Regions from separate parts of the Homo sapiens genome. Here region 2 is linked to region 1. The links are chromatin loops, found by intact Hi-C in ENCODE. Cell type or tissue: pancreas. All regions are shown on one strand.

Region 1 (2,500 bases):
TCAAATATATATATATATATATATATATATATATATATATGTATATACGTGTATATATATACGTGTATATATATATACACGTATATATATATATACGTGTGTATATATATATATGATACAAAATGATAGCTAGATACAAAGACTAAGTTCTGGTGTTCCTTACACAGCTAGAGGGAGGATATTAAATGTTTCCAACACAAATAAATGATAAATATTTGAGAAGATGAATATGCGAATTCCCCTGATCTGATCACTATATGTATCGAAACATCACTACGTACCCCATGAGGAGGTATAATTATTTGTCAATTAAAATAATAAATAAAATAAAAAAACATATTTCCCCTTCTCTTCCTCCCAACAGCTTACTTGGCTGATACTTTAAGGTGTACTCTGTCAAAATGCCATTCGGGTGGCTCGGTGGATCCCATTCCAAAGTGAGAGAGTCCAGTGTTGGATTCACAATCTTCAAAGACGAGGGAGCACTGGGGACTTACAGTGAGAACTTACAGTCAACACAAAGATTTCTGAATGTTTCAACATGTATTAAATTGACATTTCACCGTGCTCGCACGATTCAAGGTTTTGAGTTTCAGTAACTCATTCCTGATTCAGCTGAAAATACATTAGTACAAACCTGTGACAGGCACCCATTTAGTTATTCTCTTCCTTTTTCTCTCTTGTCATTTACATTTATATTTAATAAAACCATCCTCTCAAAACACATAATGACTTTGCCTTTAGATGGACTCAAACCTAATATTTTAAAAAGAGGCAGTACTTGTTTGACGCATGAATGGTGTCTTAATAGAAGCAAACTAGCTACCAAGTGAAACTATTCTAACTGGATCTGAGTGGAAGCAGCTGTGTTCTGGACCATTAAGGACTGTTTTCTCTAACAAACCAGGTGTCTCCAAACAGTCAGAATGCCCTGCCTGCTGGGCTTTGGGCCAGCATGCCCAGGTGCAGAAACGTTCTTATCCTGAGAGCTGACAGCTGCCCAGGATCTGGTGGTGAATGGACAAAAGCCCAACCTTGGCACACCCCCAGCCCTGGGGAAGGCCCGAGGGGTCTCAGGTTCTCTGTGGCAGAGGCTGGCAAATCACCAGAGGAAACATGTCTGCTCATCTTTTATTCACTTCCTCATGAGGATGATGGCTGGTGGCAGCTCTCTCTCACAATGGTTACCTCCCCTACCACTGCCCCTGGAAACTAACTAATGGAACCACTCTCCCTATTGTCACTCTAGCCAAAAACCAGAGTCAACCTGAACTTCCCTATCTGCCTCATTTCCACCCTCTCCTCAGACACTAACTCCACTTCCTTAATCTAAATCATATCCATTTCTTCCTATCCCCATCTTCTTTGTCATTTCCCTGCTTTAGGCCCCTAGATGTCTTTGTCTGGTCCTAAAACCATGCCTGGCACATAGTTCTAGGCTTCTAAGCTTCCCCAACCCAATAAGTGGTTCTTTACTTTAGGGGATCACAGACCCTTTTGAGAATCTGATGACAGCCATAAACACTCCCTGGAAAAATATACATTTATCTTGCATACAATTTTAGGAGGCTCATGGAGCTCATTAAACCCATTCATTGTCTCCCTAAGGGACTACAGTCCCCAGCTTGTGAAAACATCGAGGAGGAAGAGCCCTGACTCTCTAAGGGACAGTGAGATTGACGACAAAAACTTACAATGAGATGGGAGCTGGGATGCAGGGTGGTTCTCAGAGGCTGCTGGGCAGCTGCCTGCATCATGAATCTTTCAATCAGCAGCCAGGGTGGGGTCCATCTTCTGTGAACTTCTTTTATCAAAAAGAGCTAAGCAAGCTACAGAAGCTATCTGGCCATTGTCATAGTGGCATATTGTTGCAAAATTTAAAATAGGTAAAACCCATTTTATTTCCTTTTCAAATCCTCATCCTTTTTACTACATGGGCCCCTCTTTCCCTCACCCACAAGGCTCCCTTGTCCCTGTGTCCAAATTCCTTCTCCCCTGACTCCTGGATCAATATATATTTGGTCCTTCCTTACTCTCTCCCTTGCAGTTGCCCATATCTGCAATGACTTTTCCCTCCTCTTCCCAATCCACTTGGTCAAGACTTGCAACCTTCTAACTCGGTTCAACTTTCTAATAAATTAGAAAAGAGCACTAAGAAAGAAACTATAGAAGTAAACTATAACTTATAGAAATATTTTCCTTTCCAGGTGTTTTTGTTAGGTTATCTAATTTGGTTCTCATGCTTTTCAGATGAGGCTACTGACATTCAGAGAAGTTATGGAACCTCTTTCAGGTCAGAAAGTTAATGATCCAAATAAATGTCAAAGTAACAAGGTTTCAGACAGTGTGTGTGGAGAAAAATTTTAAGTCACGGGAGAGGGCATTTCAGAGCAGCATTTTGGGTTCTGAAGCCTTCTATGTACACTTAGGCCCACATATGATCTGACATTTTGGTAGCTTTGTGTGTGCTGTATTCATCTATAGAAATTTCAATCACATT
Region 2 (2,500 bases), 320 kb after region 1:
AGGAGAAGGATACGAATTTACAACTACAATCTAATATCAGCTATACAAAATGTATAAGGTCTAATAAACTAGAAGGAGATATATTAAAGTCTACAGCTCTGAATAACAGGATTGTGGATGATTTTATGCTTATATTTTATGATTATATATACTTTGGGAGGCAGGCCAATCACTTGAGGTTAGGAGCCTGAGCAACATGGTGAAATCTTCTCTCTACTAAAAACAGAAAAAATTAGCTGGGCATGGTGGTGCACACGTGTGGTCCCAGCTACTTGGGAGGCTGACGTGGGAGGATCACTTGAGCCTGGGAAGTTGAGGCTGCAGTGAGCCAAGATAGCACCACTGTACTCTACCCTGGGCAACGGGAGTGAGAGCGTGTGTCGAAAAACAAATAAAAATAAAAATAATTGAATATTTTAGAATGACTTGAGACACATTTAATATGTTAAGTAAAAACAACAGGATGCAAGTATCTCATATTTTTAAAAAAGGCAATTGCAACTTTTACATGCAAATCTCACACACACAAACCCCCCAAAACAATTACTAAACTATGATTCACCAAAATACTAACAGTGGTTATCTCTAATTAGTCAAATAATTTAATATTCTTGATATTTTTCAAATTATAATATGCAAGAATATAATTTAATATTGACATTTTTCAAATTATAATATGCACATACTACCTATATAATCAGAAGATTTAAAAAGAGTAATTGTAACTTACTTAAGAATGTTTTCCCATGTTTGACTGTCATAAAATGCATGGCTCCAACTCATTTTTACTGTTCCAACAATGACATTTTGTGAAAATACATCTGATCCTAATTTTCGATAAAGTTCCTCACATTCATCCAAGGGCATATGAAACAACCCCAACATGAAAGCTAATATGGCACCTGGAAAAAAGAATCCTTAGCTTTTATCAGTGTTAAGTTATAGCCCTTATGATGTAAGATTTCCTGAATCATAGTTTTGGCTTAAATTTTAGCGTTGATACTTTCTAGCTATGTCACCTGGGACAAATGACTTTCCTTCTCAGAGCCCCATTTGTTTCAGGGGTAAAATGGGAGTAATAAGAACAACCAAAATTCATGTGTCTTACTGGGTTAACAAATGTAAAGGGATTTACCAGGTCTCAAAAAGGATTAAATAAATGCTACCCCCAATAATGATAATAATAATAATTTAAAAATATTTACAAATGTGTTGTTTTACATTAAATTATATATAAGATACTATGGTAGATAATTCACGTTCTTTCTAACATCAATGAATTACTTAGTTTTAGTCACAGAATATGGTATATTTGACAACTCACCAAATCACTAAGCAATTCTCCTTCAAGTTAGTCCTAGGAACCAATGTAATTAAACATATTAGGTACTCTTGGATGTCCTTTTAAACAGCTGATTCCATATCTAGCTATAATAGGTAGGACACACTGCCACCTAGTGTGCCTAACTGGCATAACCATGAACAAAAGACAAAAAAGGAAGTACAAAATTTTGGGGTATGGAGAGAGGGCTGAAGAAGGCAAAGGACTATGATCTTAAACATAAGTGCTTAATGTTCTTTTCCTTAATGTACTGCCAGAATGCACCACTTCCATATAATAATAATTACCTGTGCTTACACCACAAATGTAATCAAAGAGCTGATGAACTGGCTTCTGAGTAAGTTCAACTAATTTTCGTAGGGTCTGGAGAGCAACCACGCCCCTACAGAAAAGATTAAAGACAAAATGACAATTCCTGTTTAAAGAAAAAATAATTTAAGCTGTTGAATAAAACAATCTAATAATTGCTTTTAGAGTTTATATGCTAACATGAAAATTAATAATATAAATCAAAATCAGTAAAAATTGCCTGTCCAAATTTTTAGTATTACTTTTGAAAATCTAATATCTAAATGATAAAAAAACCTACACTAAGGCAGCACATTTTAAAATTTATATTAGTATCTCTCTCTTGTTTTTTCACTGAACCCATCCTTCTGCAGAACAGTATCTCTTTAAGAATAAATCTGGCCAGGCAGTGGCTCATTCTTGTAATCCCAGCGCTTTGGGAGGTTGAGGTAAGAGGATCACTTGAGGCCAGGAGTTCAAGACCAGCTGAACAATATAGCGAGATCCCATTTCTACAGAAAAAAAAAAAAAAAGTAAAAAGAAGAAGAAATCCACTCAAATACACTTCTTAAGAATGCCAAAAACCAACAAACAACTAAATAAGAATACAAAGATATGCCAATATAAAATTGAAAAAAAAAACAAAAAACAAAAAAAAAAACAAAAAAAACTGGAAAACACTTAAAAACTCACTCACTGGTTTTGGAATGCCATACCTTGGTTTCCTCTCTTACTAACATAGTTGGTCACCTATGACTCTATACATTTTTGTCTTACATATTTCACCAGATTTTTTTTTTTGAGATGGAGTCTCACTCTGTTGCCCAGGCTGGAGTGCAGTGGCTCACTGGGCTCACTGCAACCTCCGCC

The links. A loop is a pair of places that touch in the nucleus more often than their neighbours do. Peaks named below come from ENCODE experiments on the same cell type or tissue, not always from the same donor. Only the 100,000 strongest peaks of a DNase experiment are listed, where the experiment ranks them.
Region 2: a loop joins it to region 1, with 4 times the contacts of the local background. A loop is called at or near these places in 88 of 110 quality-filtered maps.

What each region holds. Positions count from the first base shown.
Region 1 is chr7:108,177,621-108,180,120 of GRCh38, forward strand. It overlaps NRCAM (neuronal cell adhesion molecule), which reads right to left. Exons shown (of 33, transcript NM_001037132.4): 26 at 370-492. Among named protein-coding and RNA genes, the nearest start is that of LAMB4, 49 kb to the left of the region's middle. In pancreas, no CTCF peak of the experiment used is centred here; a DNase peak (open chromatin) is centred at 971.
Region 2 is chr7:108,495,854-108,498,353 of GRCh38, forward strand. It overlaps PNPLA8 (patatin like domain 8, phospholipase A2), which reads right to left. Exons shown (of 11, transcript NM_001256007.3): 6 at 1,630-1,724; 7 at 731-902. Among named protein-coding and RNA genes, the nearest start is that of PNPLA8, 29 kb to the right of the region's middle. In pancreas, a CTCF peak has its summit at 1,485 (motif pointing left); no DNase peak of the experiment used is centred here.